Linked DNA regions of Mus musculus: region 2 is linked to region 1. The links are chromatin loops, found by intact Hi-C in ENCODE. Cell type or tissue: gastrocnemius. All regions are shown on one strand. Each heading gives the region's core, and the rest is flanking DNA. Links, peaks and the distances in the headings are about the cores only.

Region 1 (5,378 bases), core at 305-5,304:
GCCCACTAGGGGTTACCAGTAAAATGTGTTTCTAGGTATTAGAAACTGACATTTAGGAATGGAAATGAGATAAAAGGGGGCTGAGGAGTACAGGAATGAGGAAAGCAGGATGTTCCCCTGGGATCTGCTTACTCCCCTGGGAATGGGAGCAGCAAATGAGGGGAGGTCACAGTAGGTACTCTGCTACAGAGCTGTGGTTAAGACCCAGGAATTAGATGCGGGGGAAGAGGAGGGAAAGTGAAGATCTGACACTCGCCTACCATCTTCTTTGACCTACTTGCTTTTCTGGCAGGGTTCATTGGCACTCAGAGAGTGCCTGCTGGAGTTTGAGGCTAGGACAACCAAATGAATGGGGAGGGATGTCAGAGGAGAAGATCTGTGTGATCCATGGAGATAGGGGGCAGAGAAAAGGGGAGGCTACAGCAGCTGCTGAGATTGGGGTATTAGATTTAGAGGAGTGGAGGGAGAGGTGAAGGTTTGTTGTTAAACTACCTCCTTCTCTGGCAGGCTGATTTCCTGGTGAAGTTGGTGTGAGGTAAAGCCATAAGTTGGGGGAAGAAAGTTTGGAAGATGTATGTGATCCACTGTAGATCTGGGCAGGGGTTTGGTGAGGATTGCAGCAGGTGGTCTGCTACAAAGTTGGGTAAGAGACTGGCAGAATGGATTTGGAGGAATTGAGGCAGTGGTGAAAATCTGCAGTTAATAAGATACAATTTCCTAAACACATGAAACTCAAGAAAAATGAAGACTGAAGTGTGAACACTATGCCCCTTCTTAGAAGTGGGAACAAAACACCCTTGGAAGGAGTTACAGAGACAAAGTTTGGAGCTGAGATAAAAGGATGGACCATGTAGACACTAGCATATCCGGGGATCCATCCCATAATCAGCTTCCAAATGCTGACACCATTGCATACACTAGCAAGATTATGCTGAAAGGACCCTGATATAGCTGTCTCTTGTCAGAGTATGCCTGGGCCTAGCAAACATAGAAGTGGATGCTCACAGTCGGCTATTGGATGGATCACATGGCCCCCAATGAAGGAGCTAGAGAAAGTACCAAAGAAGCTAAAGGGATCTGCAACCCTATAGGTGGAACAACATTATGAACTAACCAGTACCCCGGAGCTCTTGACTCTAGCTGCATATGCATCAAAAGATGGCCTAGTCGGCCATCACTCGAAAGAGAGGCCCATTGGACACGCAAACTTTATATGCCCCAGTACAGGGGAACGCCAGGGCCATAAAAGGGGAGTGGGTGGGTAGGGGAGAGGGGGTGGGTGGCTATGGGGGACTTTTGGTATAGCATTGCAAATGTAAATGAGCGAAATACCTAATAAAAAATGGAAAAAAAAAAGCTTGAATTTTCCCCAAAGATGATAATAAAAAAAAATTAAAATTAAAAAAAAAAAAAAAGTTACCTGTTTCTCTGCCTGGAGTGGCAGGAAGATTCCGAGGGAATAACTGATGGAGTTGGGGGGGTGGGATAATGGAATAAGTTGGGGGAGAAGGAAATTTGGAGTAGAAGAGCTATGTGATCCACTGAAAGTGGGGGCAGAGAGGAAGGGAAGGTCAGAACAGATGGTATACCAGACCGACCATTAAGAGAAGTCAAAAGGTCCCTTTAGGGAGGGATGGGTGGGTGGGCTGAAGCTGATTACAGGAAAGGCGGAAAGAAGAGGCAAGAGACAGGTACAGAGAGGCTGCCACGGAATACAAGGTAGCAACAAGTGTATTTCTCATCGCCTTCATATACTGTGGGAAGCAAAGCCACAAGCTAGCAGAAACAATTTTGCTAAAATATACACAAGACATCTGTTCCCATTTTAAGGCCTCTCTGTTCCTTCCACCAAGGTCAATAGAATCTTCAGTCCCTAGCCTTGAGACACAGGTCCACCTCCTCCTATCTTTCCATGCCTCAGTCAGGCAAGAAATCTGCTAACAGACCTTGACCTACCTTGACTCTGCCTGGCAGGAGAGGTTTTAGCTGAGAGGTTTTAGAGACTTTCTCTCTCTCTTTTTTTTCCCTCTGGTTCAGAGAAGCACAAAAATGGCTCCCAACAAGATGGTCTGCTACAGAACTGGGATGAGACAAAGGGATTGGATTTGGAGGAGAGGAGAGAAAGATAAAGCTCTGTAGTTAGTCTACCTGCTTCACTAGCTAAATTCTATTAAGAAGATTTAATGGCAGGTCTCTCCTATCCTAATTTGGATGCAGTGGTGAGCATAAATGGTACCCGAGGACTTTATAAAGTAGCTGTTATAATTATATGTAACAGTCTGCGACTTCCATTAATGACAAGGTCACGAGTACTGTAAATCTCATCATAGAGTTTTGCTTGGTTCATAATTACAGGAAACATTTCGCTGAGTTGAATGTAAGTGAAGTTACAAGTGAGTAAAGGCAAAGAAGAGATTTCTGCAGCCGGCTTCTCAAGTTCCTGCTGTGCATAATCTGACTTAGAGGCCATACTAGTCAGTCCCTGTCTGATGGACCCTCCTGAGTGAGGGATGGGAGCTGAAGATTGCAGCTGTTGCGATCTGAAGGCCAGAATCTAATGAAGAGACTGACTGTGAAAATCCACAGAACATCTGTCAAGAGAACTGATCAGCTATAAGAGCAGTTCCCTACCCCGATGCATTCAGGATCAAGCACAAGATTGCAGATGCAGGATCCAAAGACTGTTGCAGCTTTCAATATTTGTCTTAGTGCGATCACTTCCTCTTTCATCCAGAGGGTGGCACAATAGCGAACTGGAAATCATTTGAAAACCATGCAGAAGCATGGTCATTCACATTGGTGCACCCCACGACCTCTCTGTGTTAACTTAGCCCTAGAGTGACCACTAGGCACAGTAAATCTACCTTTTCTTTCCCTTAGACAATAGAGGAACCCTGAGAAACATGAGCTGGAAGCAACCTGTTTGATTCTCCACCTGCTGTGTCGGATTTGAAAGAGGAGGCTAGCCCACCTAGGAAGAAAAAGCAGGTAAGACTGAGGTTTAGTTCTGGAGGTCTAGAAAAGAAGTGGACCATTTTTACTGAGAGATAAACCTGGACCACAAAAGTAGGCCAGCCAGCCAAGTCCATTTCTAATGGGAAAAGGTGATAGGGATAAAACTTTATTTCAGACTCAAGTTCAGTGTCCTGGCATTCTACAGATCTATCAAAGGATTCAGAAGCCAGAGGACTACAACTTAGCAGAACTTGGGATATGGCGATTTAGAGGCTAACTATCATGTGGCTTGTTAATGTGGACCAGCCAGTGGATGTCTCTGGCATGCACAGGGAAAACTTCCCTCAGAGGTTCATGGTAAATGAATCTGGAGGAAAGCATTGAGTGAATGGCAAAGTCACTGTGGCAGGGTATGTTCAGAACAAGGAACTTTAGCAACATTTGCATTTGAATTCAATTGTTGTAATCGTTTAGGCTTCCATTTGTGGCTTCACTCTGCTGAGGGAGTCATATGACACTGGAAGTAAGCAGGTAGCCACTGGGATCACATTACTTAGCTTTTCGTCCTAGCTCTGCCTGTTAGCTGCTGTATGGCCATAGGCATGTTGCCTAGCCTCTCTGTGCTTTTCTACCTGCAAAAGGAAGATAAAAATAACACCCAGCTCTCTAAGTTGTAAGAATTAAAAGAAGCTACTACAACTGAAATGCTTAGGACAGCGCCAGGCACATACTCCAAATGCAATATATATTGTTATTGTGCGCTTCCATGAAGCAGGAGTGGTAAGATGACAAAGATGATTACTCAGAGGCATTTTGTTCCTGGGTCATACATTGTCAAGGTGACATTGGGCTGATTGCTTAGCCCCTTCTGGACCTCAGTCCACTTACCTATAAAAATGATAATTTGATTTCGCTGGGCTGCTGTGAGGATTACACGAGATAGATAGAGTGACTTATAAGGAGTAGTTAGTACTAATTCTAATTATATTTCTGTAAATAGAAAGCAAGTAGATTTCAAAGACATCATCCAAGATCAGTAGTTGGAAAGGCAACATCTGGAGAGACATTCAAGATATTACTTGAGATAGCATCTGTTAGAGGATGGGAAATGAAAAAGAAGCCTCTACAACCAACATTGTACCCTTTTCCAGCTTGAATTCTGTTTCTATCACGTGTGAATGACAAGATTCAAGAAATCCCTATTGTTCTTCAGTCATTGTGTGTCACTGTGATCACTTTGTATCTTCTTCTGTCAAGCAGACAAAGAGCAAGAATTTGGCTCCTTTACTCAGGGAAGTTGAGTCTGAACAACCTGAGCTGTAGCATCCTTCTCAGGAAACTCATGATCTGGGCTGAAGACATCTGGGTGAAAGCCACAAGGAAATTCTTACATCATAGGTATAGGAATTTTGACAATGATGGTTTTTGTGGTCTATGAACCCCATGGATCTGTTCAAATGTTCAAGATATTATACTGCAGATTGTGAATAGGGAGGTAACTGCCTCCAAGTCTCTAAGAGGGTTCTTTGGAAAGGCAGATTCCTGGGCTGTAGCCAGGCCTTCAGAACATCTGTGAGTTAGATCCAGAGATCTGTATATGTACACACATAAAAGTCAGGAACTCTTTTTGTATCTGACATTGTTATGAAGCCGCACCATCTTGTCGTTGAACTTCATCTTGTTACTTCACTAGCAGCCTTTATTAGGTACTCTGTTCTCTAATGTAAAAGTGACTGTAAAAATTCATTTAAATATGCGATTGTTCTGTGGTACATTTTTATTAGGATTACTTGGGATGCTTGATTAATATGTCAACCCATTGCAGATGCATGAAGACAACCATCGTACTGAGCACAGGGACCCCAATGGAGGAGTTAGGGAAAGGACTAAAGGAGCTGAAGGGGATTGCAACTGCATAGGAAGAACAACAATATCAACCAACCAGACACCCCAGAGCTCCCAGGGACTAAACCACCAACCAAAGAATACGCATGGAGGGACCCATGGCTCCAGCTGCATATATAGCAGAGGAGAGGATGGCCTTTTCTGGCATGAATGGGAGAGGAGGGCCTTGGTTCTGTGGAGGCTGAATGCCCCAACATAGGGGGATGTTAGGCAGTGAGGCTAGAGTGGGTGCATGGGTGGGAGAGCACCCTCATAGAAGGGTGAGAAAGGGGGGATGGGATAGGTGGTTTGTAGATGGGAAACTGGGAAGAAAGAAAACATTTGAAATGTAAATAAAGTAACCAATAAAATTTTTTTAAAAACCCTGTTGTTAACATTTAAAAATATCAATCCATGCTATTCGAGGCAGTTTATGTAATTTAGTGAGACCCTGTCTCAAAATTATGTATATATATATATATATATATATGTATGTATTACACACACACACACACACACACACACATGCATTTATAATA
Region 2 (5,378 bases), core at 244-5,243, 200 kb after region 1:
TATATGAGAGTGTGCAATATTTCCTTAGTTTACGATTTGACTGGAATGAAGACACTAACTTTAATTTACTTATATTATAAAAGTCCCACTTTGGATATCTCTCTTCTCTTCTAAATTATAGACTTGTAAGTCATAGATGTGGTTTGGGTGCTAGGAACTAACACAGAAACACAAACTCAAAAGGGAAATTTTGAATGACATTAGTCTTTGCTGATGGCACATCTCATTTGGTACCACAAGGACAAAAAAAAAAAAAAAAAAGAAAAGAAAAAAGAAAAGAAGAGAAAAAAAGAAAAAAGAAAACAACGTTCTTACTTATCCCTTAAATATACTCATAAATTGCCTTATAGTATGATACAAAGGACCTAGAAGATAGAGAAGGAAGCCTGGTTTGTATGACCATGTATTTCTATGACGCAATGTGCTGGTGACTTCAAAGCCCTGGAACTCCACTGTTCATTCGATGAAATTTCAGATCATAATGCTTGCTGAGGTACACTGTTGTGGGTATTGTGAGAATTTAGTGGTGAGATACAAAGAAGGTTTGTAACCTGAGAAATATGATACACATCCCAAGTAAGGATGTATCCTTAAACCAGAGGCACTTGTATGCAAGGGAGAAGAAGACTGTGGGAGTTAGTTAGTTAGTTAGTTGTTTGAATGGCATTACTAGACTTCCATTTGTCAAGAACCTAATAGGATTTTGCCCCTTCCCACACTTAGTTTCTGTAATCACTGGGGAGAGAAGAAATACACACATGAAATGTTGAAATAACCACGTGAAGTGACTGCATAAATAGCTCCGAGTTATAGCTGAGGTATATGTGAGGATTAGAGTGAAATCAAATACCTTTTAATTACAATTTAAATCAATACCCCATTGAATCATTACCAGGAAAATCCTGTTATGCTTCCTTTTTTTTTTAAAAAGTATTTTAGTTTGAAAGAACCCAACATAAATGCAATTTACAAATAAGATACATTACCATTAAGTAAATGACATTTAGATCAGTATTACTTAGATTACTTCCACCATTATGTGTAAAAAAGAAAAAAATCAATGGGATGTAGTTACTGTTTTAACCCAAAAGTTAATTAAAAAGATATCTGCAAAGTCATTGTAAGCAGAACCATTCTGATTTCAACCTATTAATCAAGAATGGGAGAGAGAGTCTGCGTTGCATTAGAAGGTAACCACCGGGATGGGTTTTAAAGGCTATTTTTAAATACCTTGTTTTAAAACAAGGCTTACCTTATAAAGCCAGTGCATATTTTCATAGCCATTAATACCATGCTTATTTTTCATTAAGCATACACTCCAGCATATTAGAAAATCCAGGAACTTTGTACTTAGATTTAAATATAAATCCCTGTTCTACTACTTTCGACAGTCTTTATACAATACTGACATATGTGTAAATATGTAATTTTTTATTGAAGGAAAATGTTGCAAAGTCATCCATAAGACCTGTTTGGATCATGTCGCTTATTGTGTCTCTATCATCCTTTTCCCTATTTTGTCTGAGGTTGATCATTGTTCCCTTTCTGTTCCTGATGTTATTCAAAATGAATTCATTCTCACCCCCACCTCGACTTTCCCAGCTATCTGAGTGATTATCTCTTGTGAATCAAGAGATCATTTGTGTGGCTCTTCGTCAGAGGATTTGGAAAAAGGTGAAATTCAGTTTAGGTGTTAAAATGCATTGTGTGGTAATTGGGAAGAAATGAATGTTGGTTCTTATGCAGTGTTGAGAAAATTAAAGGGGCAGCAGAAAGAGTCACTATTCATTTTGGCTATTCACTTTTACAAGGATACACTTATCTTTATTTACAAAAAGTTTAAAAGTAGAGAACAAAATAACCTATAATCCCAGGACATTAACCTAACCATTACAATTTTATGCTCCCTCCCTTCTGTGTTGGGAGGCAATTTTTACATCATTGTAGTTCAAACATACATATATTGTGCAGCCTATTGTTTCATTGGAGAGATTTGACATAATTTGTATGATCTGCCAAAATTCTAGGGAGTATGGATTTGGGAGGAAGTGATGCTTTTCAGGGGTAGATTTTAAATGGCTTAGGACACCTGTAAATATTTGAAGCTTCTCATAAAGACAGGATAAATCAGTAAAGGTTTTAGGGAAAAGACAGCAAGGGGATTTGTGTGAAATCAATGTACTCAATTGGAAGAATAATTATTCCTTTTTGCATAATGCCACCTGTTTTGAAATGTATATTTCATGTACAGAAGACTGTTTTTTATCCTGCTTAAATTGCTACCTTTCTTAATTTCACCGCCACATACTCCCCACCACACACACCCTCGTACTTGTCTATGTAACCTGCTAGGCTGACAGGTGGTGTCCCAAATCCAAATTTCCTCAAGAAAGCCTGCTCCAGTAGATGGGTTCCCTAGCCTGAAACGCATCTCAAAGCCTAGTGTTTGTAACCCAGAAAGATGCATGAAATGTTCCCTCTCCACTCCTGTCTGGTGTCTTTCTCAATGGCTCCACCTTCCTCTTTAGACAATCCTGACAGTGTAGAAGTTTCCATCTCCCTTCCCTCTCCTCTCTCCACCCCCTTCACTTTCTCCCCCCTCCTAGGGCGCTTCCTGCCTGGAAACAAAAGATTGGTCCCCAGTAGCCCACTCAGGGCGATTTTACTTTTATGCTCACCATCTGATTGGCCTAGGTACGGTGCAGAGCCCAGGTGACGTCATAGCATAGCTAGGGAGCGGTTGCTGAGCAGAGGGGCTCTACAGTAGGCAGGCAGCTGTGGCCGCAAACTGTCTGGGGTCTTACGCTGGGGGCTGTAGCTTTTTCTCCTCTGGGAGTAAGTGCATTGGGTGAAAGAAGAGCCGTGGGGGGAGCGAGCCGGGCCCGGGGCTGCGGCTGCGGCCGCTGGGCTGCAGCTCCCCAGCCCAACTGCCAGCGTGCTCCGAGGTACTGGAAAGGTCTTGGCAGGGTGGCTGGACCCTTGGCAGGTAAATCCCGCGACTTCTGTACTGTACCGAGCTAGCTCGGGGGAGGGGAGAATGCCGGGCAGATGTTCTTTCTTGTGTCCCCCTCCTGCTCTTGCTGTGTCCCAGCTTTGACTCTTCTACGTGGCTCCATTGCCCAAGCCCTGGGACCTAGCGCACAGTGCTTCATGGGGTTTGCTCAGGCAGATGAGTGGGTGTGTCCGGGCTGGTCCTGAAGGACCTGGGCTTCTTCCCTTAGCCAAGCCCAGGGTTAGCTTACTGGGGTTTGGGCCGCCTGGGGCAAAATCCGCCCTGAAAGCTATGTCAGACTGTAAGTCTCCTACCATCTTCCCCTGAACCCCCCCACCCCGCCTCAGCCATACTGTTGACAGCAGCCCTCCAGAGAAGGGGAGGGGGGTGTGGCCGCAGTCTGGCCAAGTCTGCATCAGAACAACCTGAGTGAAACAGAAAAGTGCCAAATTTCTTAAAAGGGAGCTTTCCTTTCTTTAAAAAAAAATCCCCCTCCCCTTTTCTCTTTGGGGGGATGGTAATGACAAGAGGACCTTTTTTCCCCCTTTTCTTTTTCTTCTTCTGCGGGGACTGAATGGATTCAATATGGCCCTTAGAAAAGCCTGGCATCTTCCCCCCCCCCCCTTGGCCCCTGTCTTTATCTGGAGAGTGGGGGTCATTGGGTTTGCTGCTTCCTCCCTTCCCATTCCTGTAGCTCCCAGAAGACGCTGCCCTCAGTTTGTGACCTGCTACGATGACTGACATACTTCTGAGTGAACAGAACATTTTAGATTCAGGCTCTAGCAGGCTTTGCTTCCCTAGGTGGTGGCTGAGGGTAGAGTGTGGGTGTTGGGGGATATAGATGGTTCTTCTAAGGAGATAACCAGAGGCTCCATTGGGTTGTTTTTTGCCTGTCTGCTTGTTTGTTTGTTCCCACCTTCCAGAGTCCATTTCTAGATTCTTGGGGTTTCTGGGCTGTGTGGGCTGTAAAAGCAGAGGGAAGGGTGCGTGCCTTGGCTTTGGAAAGCCTGATGGGGGTGGTTGCGGTGCTATTTAAAAAAAAAAAAAAGTGGCTTCCACCGGGGAAGCCCTTAGCCATGTTAGTTTTGCTCCCTTCCCCAATGGTTTTGCAGACTCAAATCCAGGCCAACTGTATGGCTGTCTGAGGTGTTGGAACAGAAGGAGGTCCATTCCTGTTGGTGACAGCACTGTGGCCCTGTTCTAGGATGAGCCAGGTATAAAAGGTCAGTGTGGTTTTCACTGGGCCATGTGTAAAATTATAATTGGTCAGGATGTGTGATTTGGCACTTGAGCATCCAATCACAGGCACCTTTGAGTAAAGGGGCTCACTGTGGTAATGGACGTAAATGGATGATTAATAGGCTGGAATCTGGGAAGAGAGCCAAATAGTCCTCTTTTTTTTTTTCCTGGATACAAATGTCATACTCCTCTATGTCCGTGCAAGACACAACATGAAAAGAATCTAGAAGGTATGCTGGGTTAAAGCTGGCTATTGGTAATCCAGAATCCAGAGAGACCTCAGTATGTAAGAGGCAGATTCTTTAAATCTCCCAACAGACAAGTACACATTGTGATGAGAGTGCAAGCAATGGTCCACAAGACCCCCGGAACATAGGAGTGCTGATCATTCCTACAGGTTGTGGGCATTTCCGTTTACAGGTGGAAGTGGTATACAGAGAAGACATGTTTGCTGAGGGTTTGGGAGAGACTGGGTAGTAGATTTATTTGATAGATGAGAAAAGTGGAAAATGAGAGTAAAGATGGCAGGGGTTGCCATTAGAGATTCTGCTATTATAAAGTCAAGCCTAAGCACAGGGTCAAAGAGAATGACTGATACAAGAGAAATCAGATCTAGAAATCGGAGTGAATAGGTTGAAGTTAATGGAGTTGGTAGAAGCAGAGCTGTAGTGGAGATAAAAAGGCCAGCATCATGCCAGGAGCTCAAGAGTCCTATTTCCTCTGGTGAAATGGTAATGGAAAAGTTTTGCTAGTCAAGTCAGCAATGGTTCAATAAAGGCTTATACGGGACTTTTTGTAACCCATTTTCAGGAACCAGTAACTTCAGGCAAAGGAATGAGAAGAAATGTGATGGGGAGCAGTCTTAAACAAACAAACACAAAAAAAAACCAATGCTTTCATAGTGGGTGACAGAGGGCACGGTGGGTGGGGGGAACAGGAGAGACTAGTATCTGAGACAGGAGTCTGACTGTTTTGCATGGCTGAGTTAGGTTTAGGACAAAAACAGACAAGAAAGAACGAAAGAAGGAAGGAAGGAAGAAAAGAAAGAAAGAGAGAGAGAAACATGGACAGAGAGACAGAGATACAAAGAGACAGAAGAAATCTTTCTCAGGGCTCCCTGGACCTTATGTCCAACAAGGACAGCAGA

What was found. Peaks named below come from ENCODE experiments on the same cell type or tissue, not always from the same donor. Only the 100,000 strongest peaks of a DNase experiment are listed, where the experiment ranks them.
Region 2: it touches region 1 in a loop (15-fold over the local background); 18 of 42 quality-filtered maps call a loop at or near these places.

Annotation. Positions count from the first base shown.
Region 1 is chrX:143,460,091-143,465,468 of GRCm38, forward strand. No RefSeq gene overlaps it. Among named protein-coding and RNA genes, the nearest start is that of Gm23325, 49 kb to the left of the region's middle. In gastrocnemius, for the core only: a CTCF peak has its summit at 2,733 (motif pointing right); a DNase peak (open chromatin) is centred at 2,740.
Region 2 is chrX:143,661,629-143,667,006 of GRCm38, forward strand. The region is part of intron 1 of Pak3 (p21 (RAC1) activated kinase 3); the gene reads left to right. Among named protein-coding and RNA genes, the nearest start is that of Pak3, 150 kb to the left of the region's middle. In gastrocnemius, for the core only: no CTCF peak of the experiment used is centred there; DNase peaks (open chromatin) are centred at 2,746, 2,935 and 3,289; H3K4me3 peaks cover 879 bases.